Regions from separate parts of the Homo sapiens genome. Here region 2 is linked to region 1. Evidence: chromatin loops called from intact Hi-C (ENCODE). Cell type or tissue: mammary epithelial cell. All regions are shown on one strand.

Evidence for each region. A loop is a pair of places that touch in the nucleus more often than their neighbours do. Peaks named below come from ENCODE experiments on the same cell type or tissue, not always from the same donor. Only the 100,000 strongest peaks of a DNase experiment are listed, where the experiment ranks them.
Region 2: it touches region 1 in a loop (20-fold over the local background); 27 of 110 quality-filtered maps call a loop at or near these places.

What each region holds. Positions count from the first base shown.
Region 1 is chr9:115,521,030-115,529,029 of GRCh38, forward strand. No RefSeq gene overlaps it. Among named protein-coding and RNA genes, the nearest start is that of DELEC1, 380 kb to the left of the region's middle. In mammary epithelial cell, a CTCF peak has its summit at 3,628 (motif pointing left); a DNase peak (open chromatin) is centred at 3,632.
Region 2 is chr9:114,677,348-114,685,347 of GRCh38, forward strand. It overlaps TEX48 (testis expressed 48), which reads right to left and starts at 4,845. Exons shown (of 5, transcript NM_001199233.2): 1 at 4,688-4,845. In mammary epithelial cell, CTCF peaks have their summits at 4,339 (motif pointing right) and 4,889 (motif pointing right); DNase peaks (open chromatin) are centred at 224 and 4,904; H3K27ac peaks cover 1,446 bases.

The DNA.
Region 1 (8,000 bases):
CTCTCCCTTTAAATTCTCATATTATCTGCACTAGTATATTTAGTCATTTATTTTTTAACCCAATCATTGTTTCAGCATGCATCATTTGTCAAATGCTATGTTTGGTGTTGGAGAGATGATAAAAGGATAAGGCAACCCTGCTTACTACCTGCTAGAGTCTATTTATCTGGTGGGAAAGTCAGGTGTCTAAGCCTAGACTTGAAGGAAGAGTGGGAATTCTCCAGTAATTGGGATGAGGATGGAAAGAACTGTTTTCTGTATGAATAGGAAATGTGGTGAGGCAGGAGGGTTGGATTTGAGAGTGCATAGGATGATTTCACAGAATTCAGTCATTCAGTGTGACTTGGATAAGATATCACAGGTGGAGAGATACACGGCTGAGTATTAGGAGACGAAGCTGGCAGGAGGTGCAGGGCCAGATTGTGAATGGCAGTCTAAGCCTCTCAAAGAGTTTGGGTTTTATGCTTCTCAACACACTTAGGAAAGACAAAGTTTATACTGTATATCACATACAATTGTTAAAATTAAGGATCAGATCATAGAAATGAATCACTTGAAGCCAGATTCTGCAGCCAAATTTGGCTAAAGAAGCAACAGGGTGGAAGAAAGAGAAATGATAGAAAGCATTTAAGAGTGCAATTTGCTTTTCTCACCTGAAGGTGCTGGTGCAAGTTAGGTTTCTGACCTCTCCAACAGGCATCTTGTGCCCTGATCCTCATCACCCATCAATCAAAGAACAGCCCTGCCTATCCTACTTCGTAGTTATGAAGACTGCTACGGTTTTGCTGTGCCCCACCCAAGTCTCATCTTGAATTGTAGTTACCATAATACCCACGTGTCATGGTGGGGGGCCTCGTGGCAAGTGATTAGATTACAGGGCAGTCCCCCCATGCTGTTCTCATGATACTCAGTGAATTCTCATGAGATCTGATGGTTTTATAAGGGGCTTTCCTTCATTTCATCTGCACTTCTCTTTCCTGCTGCTGTGTGAAGAAGGACGTGTTTGCTTCTCCTTCCACCATGATTGTAAGTTTCCTGAGGCCTCCCCAGCCATGTGGAACTGTGAGTCAATTAAACCTCTTTCCTTTATAAATTAGCCAGTCTTGGGTATGTCTTCATAGCAGCATGAGAATGGACTAATACAAAGACCAAATGAACAGTGACTGGGAAAGGACTATGTACTTATTTATCTCCTCTCTCCTTTTAGGTCTCTAGCTTGAGATAGAGATATCACTCTATGGCCCACAAACTAGGAGGTTTTATTCTTCAGAAGCCAAGAGATTCTTTCTCTAACAGAGTTTCCCATGGCCTGGAAGATAACCTATGACTCTCTAACCCAGTAAGCATGGCTGCTGGCCTCTTCTCTGTTCATTCTACTCATGAACCCGATGCTCTGGTCATGTGGAATTCCAAATTTGATATGCTAAAAATGAAGAAACAAAACGAAATGATTCCTTGTATATTCTGTAAGTTGATTCCCCACATCCCCACACAGATACAAGGCAAATGCAAAACACTCAGCTAAGAATTCAGCCATCTCTGCCTTGCACATGTTTCCATTGCCCAGATTTCCTCTTTTGATGGTTGTCCGGAGTTCACCTGTTCTCAGCCCTCCCTCTTCTGGGAAGCCTTTTCTGATTTTGGTGCAGCCATCAGTGAGATCTCTTTTCTTTGTACCCACAGCAATCTACAATTCCAATATTGCTTTAACCTCTACAAACAACCCCTTGAACTCAGAGTGAAAATAGAGTCACATTTGTTGGATGTTTCCAGTTGATCTCTCAGGTCCCCAGATGCTTCATGACTGCATACATCACTCCATCCTATGACTTCATTATTGTACAGTGTTAAATTTTTGGAGTACTCTCTCAACAGAAAAAAAAAACTGTTAAAAATGAACAAGCAGAACAACCATCGCAACAACAATAAACACAACATGAGCTTATGAAATCCCCAACCTCTAAGATAAAGCAAGAGGAGGGGTGTCAGATAAGAGCATTTCTCTCATTGCTTTCAGCTGCCAAATCTGTCCCTTTAGAAACTGCTAATCTCTGCTCTGACAGGCCATACGGCTCATCTTGCCACAAGACCTCACTTGTCCAATTGTCATGCCACCTGCCGTGGTTCTTCAAGGGAGAACATGCTTATATATTCTTAGCTGAGCCAGGCAAAGAGGTCCCCAATGTGGAGTTCTCTATTTGAAAATCCTCATACTCAGCTCTCTCAGGTATGTAGCCAAGTTATCTGCTAGACCCAAGAATTCTGGTCAAGGAAGTGACTACGTCTGCTATATCACCAGCCTAGAATCCCTGTGCCCTTTCCTTCCTGGGAATTGACTTAAGGGGGCAGGCAGATTTTTCATGCACAAAGGATCAGACTGCCCTTCCCTTATATAATGGGGTGACAGTCTCATCCTTCCAAGAGATGTGTCCTTAGTTCCTCAGTTTTCTTTTATGGAACTCTAACCTCAGTGACAAAAGAGTGATTTATCTTTCCAGTAGAGGCTCATCATGGGATTTCAAAATATCTACATGTATGTTCAGATTTGCAAAGTACCCTATTCTCTTTTTCCCCAGTTCTAGGAGAGACTGCTCTTGATGAATCAAAAATGGTTTCCTGGCATGTGTCTTGTTGAGAACAGAAGGAAAAACAAAATTTAATCACTGGCATATATCCCACCACAATCAATTTCACGATTCTATAATGCAATTGCACCATTTCTTGCTAATATGTGCTATTAGACAGCAGATTTGTTGAGAGTGGGAATTACATCTTACCTATAACCATTAAGGCATTACACCTTAATTCTATCCATGCACAGTTTCTAAGCTAGAACCTGCTGCGGAGTTGCACTCTAGTGATTTATTTATTATTTCACTAAAGAAAGAAGACTGAATGAGTGCATGGATCTCCTCCTAGAGTCCTTTCTGGGCACCATGTTCAAAATGAAAAAGGTCTTTTATCTGTGGTCACCAAAATTATATTTCTGAAAAAGATGCTGAAGTTTGTCTTTGATAAGCTCTCTTACATGTAATTACCTATGTTCCTGGCTATCTTTTATAAAGCAGCAATAAACTCAAGATTGTCTAATAACAATACCAGTGGAAGTACTATGTGCAAAGACCCCTTGGGAATCCCAGGATGGAAACACCTTCCATTAAAAAAGGTAACAGTCTCTTCCTTGGCAATACAGGATAATGGTGATATCAGAATATTTCAGAACGTATGTGCCTACTTATCAACAGGTATCAGTGTGAAGACACTGTGTACAGGTTCTGGCTCTAGCTCTGCTGCCAACCTACTAAGCTAGCTTTGATAAGTCTTTGTCCATCTCTGGGGCTCAGTTTCATTTTCTCCAAAAAGCAGTGGAAGGAATGTATTATCTCCGTGATCACTTGGAAAACCACATCCCTGCTTATTAATCTCCTGGAAGCTCCTATGGATTACGTACCTAAAATCAGACATGCTGGTCTAGCTCACAGGCCCTTTCCCTCAACACTGACCCTCATCTGACTGGTGGGCCAGCCAAGACTTAATATTTACCATTATGTTGTGTCCAAAGAGAACTGCTGTGATCTGGTAGTGGGGATTTGGAGTTTTCAAAATCCTGAACAGTGGCTCTTTACTGCTCCCTGGTGGTATAAGTGGGCTTCTGATGATGTCCAAAGAAAACGTTTTCTCTCTGAGATGTAGACTCCGCTCTTATCTTTTGGAAGGCTTAATGAGCCAAATATGTAACATGCCAGCACAATGCCTGCTACCAAGTAGCTGCTGAATAATGCATATTTATTTGTCCCTTCCAAAGGAAATTGGCTACAGATAGTTATGTTTTGAAGATTCTTTAAAAATATTACCATTATAGAGTAGGAATTTAGAGCATACAATAATAATGATAATGATAATAAATAATAATAGCAGTAAATCATGGGTATTTATTATATAACACCAAAAAAACTAAAAGTAATCAAGCAAAAGAGGGGTATACAAACTCTGAAAAAAATGAAAATTTATGTATTTGCTCATTCTTTTATTTATAATTTGTGAAGATGATAGGAATAAGGGGAGTCTAACACTTATTAGAGTCTATATTTTTCCATGTTTTCCATGTTGATATTTAACACCTAGAAAAATCTAATCATGCAGAAGTGAATAGCCTCATTCTACATAGGAGGGAACTGCGGCTCAGGGAGACAAATAGCGTGCTGAACGTTCCAAGAGCAATGTGTGGCCAGCATCTATAATTTAATCCAAGTATGCCTTGCCCCAGACCTTTGCTGTTTCTAACATATCATCCAGCTTTCTGGGGGCTTTAAAATCACTTCATCGTCTACCCCTTGAAAAGACGGAGAAACAATGACTCAGAGAGAGATGCTCTTTCTCCAGTGGTATGCTGGTAAATGTTTACCAACCAAGTCAGGGTGGTGGTGGGCAGGGACCAATCTATGGTATTTGCTGATTTCTCTGTTTAAAAAATACTCTCATCATGATCTATTTTATTGAATGTGGAGTTGGAAAGTAACGGGCTCTCGTGTGCTGGCAGCACATGACTGCTCCTAAATTTTACAGTGACAGCTTACAAATATTTATTGAGTATCAACATATTCCAGACTGATGTGAACAAGAACTCAAGTGTCTGGGCCAACTCCAGCTCCCTTCTGCTTTCTGGCTCTGGACAATAGAATCTGAGATGTCATTCTGCTACAACCTCACCAATTGGCCATTTTAGCCTCTGATTCTGCCCTTTTCCTATGACTCTGACTTCATGATATGAGAATATTTAGTATCAAGGTGAGGTGGCAAGACATTCATAGAGACTTAAATGAGTCACTGTCTGCCTATAGTAATGCCCCTTAGTATGGGAAAGAGATGCCCCTCTCATGGTGTGGTACCAATCAGCATCAGGATCTCTGCAATATGCTTATGCCAGTGGACTCTATGCTTCATGAAGGCAGAATATCTATCTTTTTATATACAGTTGCATTTCTAGAGCATAGAAAGATGGACTGATCCACTGTAGGTACATAATAAATAATTGTTGATGGCCAGGATATTAGAATTTCACTGTTTATATAAATTGCTTATTATTCTATGATTTTGGAAAGGACATTTAAAACCTCTGGAAGTCAGTTTCTCTATCATTGAAATGAAGAAAATACTAGCTACTATGAAAGTTTTTATAGGATTAAAATACTGTACATCAAGTTCTAGGTACATAGTAGAAAATAAACAAAGAAAATTATTCTTTTCCTTCTCCTCCTTCTCCTCCTCCTCCTCTTTCTCTTCCTCCTCCTTCTCCTTCTCTTCCTCTTCTTCCTCCTTCTCCTCTTCTTCTTTCCCACTACTTTTTGTTTTTATTATTATTGTCACTATTATTATTACTATTATTATTTAATTATTTTTTATTTTCAAGAATGCCATAATATAAACCAGGCTTATGAGACAGGTAGATTCTGATCACAACACCTTATATATATTTGGCAGACATATTTACATCATGCATCTCAGCCAATACTCATAACTTCCCTCTCTTAAATAGGTATCAGGTAGTTCATTTTATAGGTGAAGAATGAGGTCTGCACAATTAGTACCTCCTGGGATTTTTGCACAAACAAAAAGCTTCTCTGCTTGGATAACTCTTCTGTGGTGTGCTTTAAAGCTAAGCTTGTTTGTTCTACTATATTCAAAGGCTACTTCCTCTACCTGAGGCAGAGTTTGCTGTTTCTCTCTTTGTGCTCCTGTTGCATGGGATAACTTTATCTACCATTGTAGCTTTTACTTGTCATTTATTGTTCCTTTTATTAAAAGCCTATTTCTTGACAACCTCCTGGCTGTCAGAAATTTTGCTCAGGCTTTAGGAATGTAGTGAGTAGCAAAACAGATAAAACTTTCTGACCCAACAGAGCAAAGATGTCATGAGACATAGACGTTAATCAAATAGCCATAAATACACTCTATATGAAATAAACAGGCAGCTGGAATTGAGAGAGCGAAAGGTAGCTTGAGATTAGACTGAGTTTTTTAAGCAAGGGCAACATTATCCATAATTGTCCTACTAAGGATTTCAGGTTTTTATCCTAAGAATAATAGGAATCTTCAAAATAGTTTAAACAGAAGAGTGACTTGATCAGAATTTAATTTTAAAATACTACTGTCTTTCTTTTATAGAGAATACAGCTATTTTCCACACTACTTAAAGACACAGACCATGTTCAGTATTCCTGTAGCATCTAGCAAAATAGTTGGCATATAGTTGGCACCTAGGATTGTTGTTAAAATAGTAAATGAAATACAGCAATAGCTGAGATTTATATATATTTATAAATTATGTAATAATTTTTATTTATAAATCATGTAATAATTTTTATTATACTTTAAGTTTTAGGGTACATGTACACATTGTGCAGGTTAGTTACATATGTATACATGTGCCATGTTGGTGCGCTGCACCCACTAACTCGTCATCTAGCATTAGGTATATCTCCCAATGCTATCCTCCCCCCTCCCCCCACCCCACAACAGTCCCCAGAGTGTGATATTCCCCTTCCTGTGTCCATGGATCTCATTGTTCAATTCCCACCTATGAGTGAGAATATGCGGTGTTTGGTTTTTTGTTCTTGCGATAGTTTACTGAGAATGATGATTTCCAATTTCATCCATGTCCCTACAAAGGACATGAACTCATCATTTTTTATGGCTGCATAGTATTCCATGGTGTATATGTGCCACATTTTCTTAATCCAGTCTATCATTGTTGGACATTTGGGTTGGTTCCAAGTCTTTGCTATTGTGAATAATGCCACAATAAACATACGTGTGCATGTGTCTTTATAGCAGCATGATTTATAGTCCTTTGGGTATAGACCCAGTAATGGGATGGCTGGGTCAAATGGTATTTCTAGTTCTAGATCCCTGAGGAATCGCCACACTGACTTCCACAATGGTTGAACTAGTTTACAGTCCCACCAACAGTGTAAAAGTGTTCCTATTTCTCCACATCCTCTCCAGCACCTGTTGTTTCCTGACTTTTTAATGATTGCCATTCTAACTGGTGTGAGATGGTATCTCATTGTGGTTTTGATTTGCATTTCTCTGATGGCCAGTGATGATGAACATTTTTTCATGTGTTTTTTGGCTGCATAAATGTCTTCTTTTGAGAAGTGTGTGTTCATGTCCTTCGCCCACTTTTTGATGGAACCAAAAAAGAGCCCGCATCACCAAGTCAATCCTAAGCCAAAAGAACAAAGCTGGAGGCATCACACTACCTGACTTCAAACTATACCACAAGGCTACAGTAACCAAAACAGCATGGTACTGGTACCAAAACAGAGATATAGAACAATGGAACAGAACAGAGCCTTCAGAAATAACGCCGCATATCTACAACTATCTGATCTTTGACAAACCTGAGAAAAACAAGCAATGGGGAAAGGATTCCCTATTTAATAAATGGTGCTGGGAAAACTGGCTAGCCATATGGAGAAAGCTGAAACTGGATCCCTTCCTTACACCTTATACAAAAATCAATTCAAGATGGATTAAAGACTTAAACGTTAGACCTTAAACCATAAAAACCCTAGAAGAAAACCTAGGCATTACCATTCAGGACATAGGCATGGGCAAGGACTTCATGTCCAAAACACCAAAAGCAATGGCAAAAAGACAAAATTGACAAATGGGATCTAATTAAACTAAAGAGCTTCTGCACAGCAAAAGAAACTACCATCAGAGTGAACAGGCAACCTACAAAATGGGAGAAAATTTTCGCAACCTACTCATCTGACAAAGGGCTAATATCCAGAATCTACAATGAACTCAGACAAATTTACAAGTAATAATTTTTATATATAAATTATGTAATCATTTATATATAAATCATGTAATCATTTTTATATATAAATTATGTAATAATTTATCATCTTGTCAGTGATCTACTCAAGTAGCCACTGTTATGCCAGTTGAGAGTTGAGAAGACTAAAATCCTGAAGGATGGTGTTAATTGG
Region 2 (8,000 bases), 840 kb before region 1:
TGGATTTATTTCATTTTCCTATAATTTATAAAGAAATAGAAATTTATACAGGCAGTTAGATCTTTTGTTTTGGAGATACACCATTTAGCAAATATCCTTGCCATTAATCTGCTTCGTATTCTGCTACTTGCTTTAGTTTCAGTTGTCTTCATCCACTTATAAAAATGCTTGCCTCACGGGGTTTGGCTTTGTTCCAGACTGCCTTGTGTATGTTGAATGTAGAAGGATGCACTTCATAAGAAAGGAATGGAAGCATAGCTCTGACAAGCCCCCACCATGAGTCAGCCCTGAGTGTCTGGAGTTTTACTGGAGTGGTAATTGATTTGTCTAGAAGAAATTGCTAAAACCTGGACTTGGGTCCCTCTAAACCTTTGTCAGCATGTGTTCTGTCTTGGTAAATCATAAAAGAAGGTCACTTTTTTTTTTTAGCTTATATTCGGGAGTCAGTAATTTTCAGGTTTTTGATCATGTGGCCTCTTTTAGGCTCTGCTTGGTCAAGAAATTCAAGACACTGCACAAGTAGAAACTGTTTATCAATTGTAGCGTGCTCTTTCCTGCTTGTCGTGGTCTCATCTGCATTAAGGTTGTTGCCTCTTCCTGGAAAAACTCCGTATATATACTCTCACTATAGGTACTCTCATGTATTTGTCTTAATAAATGGCAAAAGTTCACTAGATGACTTAGGATTACTGTAGCCATGATGACAAAGTTTTGATGTCAAAAATCAGATTTAAGAGGAGCTCTAGAGAAGAGAGAAGACAAAAATGCCAAACATAAATAGAAGGCTTCTTTGTCTGGAATGCTATGGCCTCAGGAAGAAAAAGATAAAAAAGACCTTACTCTTACTCAAACCTTCTGACACCTGTTTTCTTTGCTTCTGTCTTTCTCTCTCCACCCAACTTGATCTTTACTACCCACGTATACTCCTCTTACTCCTTCCCCTGGCTGCCCAAATAAACTTTTTCAGGGAGCATTTTTCTAGAGAAGAACAATCACATTGCACAACACCCACCTAAAACTTCTGCACTGAAGGTAGATCAAGAGAGGCCGAATTTAAACTCTGAGTAAGAGTTGAGTTGGGTAAAAATAGAATCTTCCCAAATTTCAGAACAAAAGAAAGTTTGTTTTGTATATCCTGTGTAATTCAGGATTCTGTTCGTTACTTATTGTCTTGGACTATCATATTTGTACCAATTAGTTCATTTCGTTGTTGACCTTTAGGCCAGGCACAGTGGCTCACACCTGTAATCCCAGCACTTTGGGAGGCTGAGACAGGAAGATTGCTTGAGTTTTGGAGTTTGAGACCAGCCTGGACAACATACCTCATCTCTACTAAAAATTAAAATTTAGCTGGGCATGGTGGTGTGCACTTGCACTTCCAGTTACTCAGAGGCTGAGGAGAGAGTATTGCTTGAATTTGAGAAATCAAGACTTCAGTGAGCTATAATCATGCCACTGCACTCCAGCCCAGGCAACAGGAGATCCTGACTCAAAAAAAAAAAAAAAAAAAAATTGTTGACCTTCAACAATGGGGAAAATGTTTAAGAGTAGCAGGATGAAAAAGGTCAGAAGATTCAAATAACCTATCTATGCATAATATTTTTAAGCATGGACTTGAGAGGGTAAGAAAAATAGGAAGTATGCCACATGAAACTATTTTAAAAGATTTTCTCTTAAGGGTGGATAGGGCAAAGATTCAAGAATAACAAACAAAATGATGAATCAATAGGTGACTTAATAGACTTCAGGACACTTTCAAAGGACATTCTGGGGCAAACAAAAAGTGTAAGTAAAAGGAGCCCTTTCTTTATGCAAAAGCTCATATCTAAAATAGAGGATTTAGAAAAAATCAATTGGAATGGGAAATTCCATTAGTGTAGATATCTTGATCATTTTCCAAGAGTCCTAAAATGTTAACTAGAAATCGAGATAATCTTTTGACCTACTAGATAAAACAACTGGCCCCTGAAATAAAGACAGGACCCAAATCTCCTCTGTTCTTTAAGAATTTGGAGTCTGTGGAGAACACTTGCACTTACTGTATGCAGAAAGGCCATTAGAAGAACTAATGTTCCATGTCAGAAGGACAGCTGTCCATATCTGTCTACTGAGTCTTTCTGAGGAGAACTTTGCACTTAACATTTTCCTATTTTGCCTCTAAACTCCCAAAGGGCATTGTCTATAAATATAAATGAACAGCTATACTGCTTGCTTGTTGATATGGTTTGTTTCTTATGTGGAGATCAGACTCTTCTATTCCAACTATAATTAAGACTAATTGTTCTGCATGATGAATACTTAGACCATTCCAGTGCATGATTCTCCAGCACCCACGGTGGACTATGTCTTCTTACACAGAGTCTGAAGGGATGAAACCCTTCTTGGGGGTTTAACTACTAGTAGATGAAACAGACTTCTGAGGATTCTGAGTTGAACAATTTAAAGTGCCTTTTTTCCCCTCACCTTGACTGACACAGCAAATCATGTAGCCCACACCCTAGGGTACACCTGACCAATTTAAAATCCTTAGTTTGAGTAATTATGGATCACAGAAACCTTCGGGTTTTATTTTAGCTAATTAGGGGAGTCTGCACCATTGCTAACACTCCCGTTGTGCCTGGATTAATATCACAGGTGAGGTTAATCTATAGCTAAGCCCAAAGAAAAAGCAGCCTGGCTATCTAAGGTAGATGGTCATGCCAGGGAAATCATGGGGCATGACTCCAGAGAGGCTTTCAGATCTTTTTGAAAATACTTTTAATTGTCATTGTCCCTTTTTTTTTTTTTTTTTTTTTTTGAGATGGAGTTTTGCTCTTGTTGCCAGGGTTGGAGTGCAATGGTGCGATCTCGGGTCACTGCAACCTCCGCCTCCTGGGTTCAAGCGATTCTCCTGCCTCAGCCTCCCGAGTAGCTGGGATTACAGGCATGCACCACCACGCATGGCTAATTTTAGTTTTTAGTAGAGATGGGGTTTCCCCATGTTGGGTCAGGCTGGTCTCGAACTCCTGACCTCAGGTGATCTGCCAGCCTTGGCCTCCCAACGTGCTGGGATTACAGGCGTGAGCCACTGTGCCTGGCCTTAATTATCATTGTCTTGCATCATTCAGGTTCTGTTGTCCAGAGAGCTGAATGCTTTTATGTAGCCTCTGGTTTGACAAATGGTGAAACAAATGATTCAAAGAAAAAATGAGAAGAAATGAGGCAGACTGATACTCAAAATGAAAACCAGATCTCTGTACATGGAAAAATGGAACTGTGTTTTCAAGAAAAGCCAATGACAGTGGTGAAGATCTGGACAATCTTGGAGGGTCTTTCCTGCACCTTTAGTTGAGGGAGACCAGAAGGCAGATAATGAGAATTAAAAAGAGAAGCTCCCACATTCCTAGGTGACGATGGATTGCCCTGTAACCACGGTAACAACGAATCCCCAGAACCTGTGTGACACTCATTTAATCTATTAATGAAACTCCCTTGGTAACCATTCTAACAGACACATGCCAGTAGGTACATTTCATAGCTAAAGGTCTACCATTCCTAAACACTGCTGCCTCTGAAACACCACCAGTCCACGAACTCAACACCTCCCAAAGCCCCTTATGCATCAGCCATGAGCTTTGTTCAGAGACTTTGCCATACAAGCACAGTTCTCCCTTGTTTAACCAGAAATAAATTCAGTTTTTGTTTCATGTAGTGAATGCAGGCATCTTCCACCAAAGCAGCTTATGGATATACAAGAAAATGTAGTTATTCAAATTCTCTTTTTCTCTCTTTTTAATGCAAATGATAGCTTACTATACACCACGTTTTGCACCTTGATTTTTTTCAATTAAAAATAAACCGTGGAGATCGTCCGTATTATCAGCAGCGATCTGAAGCGCAGGTTTGTTGACACCCCGTGCTGATGCTCTCTCCACATCTTTACTAGAAAATTTTGCAAGAAAGAGGGTAGTAGAACCACTTTCTCCTCTAAGTGTTGACAGCAGAGAGCTTTGAGTTTTTGAACCCTCTTCAAGAAATGAAAAGGCTCTTAGGGAGAGCAGTGTATCAGTTACAAGCACATTCTCTGGGGGTATAATTCTTGGAGATCTACTGTTAGCTAGGAAATTTAGAATTTATGACCTCTTTGAATCTCTGTTTTCTGACCTGTAAAATGGGGATGAGAATAATAGTATCTACAATAGAAGGTAGTTCTGAGGATTAAATAATGATGGAAAGTGCTTAGCACAGCTTTCTGGTGTGTCGTAAAGGCTTAATAAATACAGATGAAGGTTCTGATGCTGATGAATATGTAGGGAGATGCCTAGGGGATGTGTGGCACTTCTTGCACTACCAGTGACCCCCTCTAGAGGGAAGCAGAAACCAAAGAAGAGGGCCCTTGGGTTGTCCCCAGTGGGTATGAACTTCAGGTCTCTAGTGACCCCATTGCACTTTGATCAGAAGAAAGATGAATGAGGTCAAACAGGAAGGCTTCTGGCGCTGCGGGCGGGGGTGGGGGAGGTCATTCAGCACAGGTGGAGACTGGGACCCAGAGAGAGAGAGAAACAGTGAGGTTAGAGCAAATGAAGGATGGGGATTGCTTCTTGGAGCAAAATGAATAGGTGTCCAGGAGTGGTGGGGACATTGTGCCTTTTAGTACAGAAAAATTATCACCTCCCGCCCTTTGGTTTAAACTGTGAGCCCCACTCACCTGCAGCTGGCAGAGTAGACAGAAGGCTGTCTGTGATGTCACAGAGCTGGGGAACCAGGGAATGTTGGGGCTGGGATGTTTGGACTGGACCACAACAGCGAGGAGGAGGGAGAAGTTCTGCTGAGCACGATGCCATGCTGGCCACCAGACTGTATACTGGGGCACAAGTCCTGGGGCCTCAGGAAGCACCTAGAGGATGGCCAGAAGGGGGCAGTACAACACTGGATGCTGTAGATCTGGGTGCCATTCTGTCTCTGTCCGCCCACTGGGTAGTAACCTTAGGCAAAGTGACTTCACGCTCAGGTTCTCCCTCTGCAATATGGGAATAATAATAATTTTTTTTTCTTTTTTGAGACAGAATCTCACTCTGTCACCCAGGCTGGAGCACAGTGGTGCAATCTTGGCTCACTGCAGCCTCCGCTTCCCAGGTTCAAGCGATTCTCATGCCTCAGCCTCCCAAATAGCTGGGGCTACAGGCATGCACCATCACGTCCGGCTAATTTTTGTATTTTTAGTAGAGACAGGGTTTCACCATGTTGGCCATGCTGGTCTCGAACTCCTGACTTCAAGTGACCCCCCCCCCCCCACCCCACCACCTTGACCTCCCAAAGTGCTGGGATTATAGGTGTGGCCTTCGCCTGGCCAGGAATAATAATAATTATATGTCCTGTTTGCATTTTTAAGTATTAAATGAAATCAGGTAAACATTTAACATGGTATCTAGATGTAGTAAGCACTTTAAGAAAGGGTAGTTATTAATAACATATGCAAAAATGAAGTGACATTTTCTTCCCTATTTATTTTTCAGAAAAGAAGGAATCACTTTGTATTGGAGTCCTGACAAAATCTCTCAGCTTATGGGGCACTCTTTCCATTCCTTTATTTAGGACAACCAAGTACTATTCATATATGGGGAAGCCACATTGGATTAACATGTTCTCAATCAGTGCTATCATTTGATGCACAGAGAGGTCACTGGATACAATAGAAACAGAAGAAAGCAAAGGAATTCAGCACAGCTGTGGGGTCATTCATGTGGTTGGGGCGGGTGATGTGACTCCACAGCTGTGCTGAATTCCTTTAATAAATATTTGATGGTGAGTTAAACAGCCTTTGAAAGCTCACAGGTAAAGCCACATTCTTTTTTTTTTTAAATTATACTTTAAGTTCTAGGGTACATGTGCACAATGTGCGGGTTTGTTACATACGTATATATGTGCCATGTAGGTGTGCTGCACCCATTAACTCATCATTTACATTTGTTATATCTCCTAATGCTATCCCTCCCCTCTTCCCCCCACCCCACGACAGGCCCCGGTGTGTGATGTTCCCCGCCCTGTGTCCGATGTTGCCCGCCCTGTGTCCAAGTGTTCTCATTGTTCAATTCTCACCTATGAGTGAGAACATGCGGTGTTTGGTTTTCTGTCCCTGCGATAGTTTGCTCAGAATGATTAAAGCCACACTCTTAAATGGTAATTGAAGGTTCTCCATTTTGGCTGCAAGTGAGATTCACTTGAAGTGTTTTTAAAACAAAGAATACCTGGGGCCTAACCCCAGATAAATTATAATTTTGGTAGGGTGTGGAAACTGGGTAGCAGTATGTTTACAAAAATTTCCAGGTGATTCTTGAGTATAATCAAGAACTGCTGAATTCCATTGTGCAGGTCATTATATACAGGTAAGCGGTGGTTCTCAGATCAGGCTGTATATTAGAATCATGGGAGGAGCTTTAGAAAATGCCACTCCTAGCACCTGCTCCCAGTCAGTAAAATCACTATTTTGGGGGCAAGGGCCCAGGTGTCGATAGATTTTACAGCTCCCCAGTTGATTTTAATTCGCAGCCAGCATTAAGAACTACTGATTTATAGAGGTTTTTTTTTAATCATAAATTTCATTGATGTGATACAAATGGATCCTTTTTAGCTTGGGATGAGCTTTTCAGGAACAGCATTATTTATATACAGATTCAAAAGCATTATTTAAAAAATAACTTAGAAATGAAGATAATATATTCTGAAAACCTGTGCTAGATGAGGTTAAAGATGTGTATGAAGCATTTGAATGAAATTGTTTCAGAAAATGAAAGATTGAGGATAGTGATATAGTTTGGCTGTGTCCCTACCCAAATCTCCTCTGGATTTGTAATCAAAATTGTAATCCTCACGTCGGGGGAGGGACCTTGTGGGAGGTCATTGACTCATGGGGGTGGTTTCCCCCATTCTGTTCTCCTGATAGTGAGTGAGTTCTCACGAGATCTGATGGTTTTATACGTGGCAGTTGCTCCCGCTCTCTTCTCTTTCACCTGCTGCCATGTAAGATGCGACTGCTTCCCCTTCTGCCATGATTGTAAGTTTCCTGAGGCCTCCCAAGTCATGCAGAACTGTGAGTCAATTAAACCTCTTTTCTTTATAAATTACCTGGTCGTGGGTATTTCTTTATAGCAGTGTAAAAACAGACTAATATGGATAGCAACACAGGTATTTCCAAATTAATGTATTTTATATAATATGCTCTGGCAAACACATATCAGGTACTGACTACTTATAAGTTGATGCTTGATTATTTCACCCATAGCACTAAATGTGTATATATTCAAATTGGAGAAAATACTTAAAATCTTTGCATAAAGAAACTGCCTTCTGTTTGGGGTGGTTTACCATTCAAGCATGTATGGTGTGATTACTTTCTTCTCTTTGGGTCTGGGAGGGGAGATGGGCCAACAGGCTTCTGTATTAATTTCTGGTTCAGGTAGGGAATAATGAAATCTTGACCTGATGCACTGGGCTAAGACAAATGGGTGGATTTTTACTCTGGTGATTTCACAGTGGGTAAGTTCTGGGGTCCGAGTACCTGGGTGGGACGCTTGCCTTCCTAACTTAATGCATGACCTGGGCCATAGCCATTAACCCCTCTAATTCTCAGTTTCCTTAACTTTAAAATAGAAATAATAATAGAGTTGGTGTGAGGAGTAAATTAGACCAGCCATGGAAAGCTGTAAATGTAGTGCCTGCTAGAGAGGCAGCACTCAATAAATTTTCCTTATTATTATCTGGTGTTGAGAGTGAAGGATTAGCTTTCACACCTGTGGATGTGAAATCAGGGAATTCAATTTAGGTTTTCAAAAGTTTTATTTTGTTTATTTTTATTTTTATTATTTATTTATTTATTTGAGACAGATTCCCGCTCAGTCGCCCAGGCTGGAGTGCAGTGACTCTATCTCCGCTCACTGCAAGCTCTGCCTCCTGGGTTAACGCTGTTCTCCTGCCTCAGCCTCCCGAGTGGCTGGGACTACAGGCGCCCGCCATCACGCCCA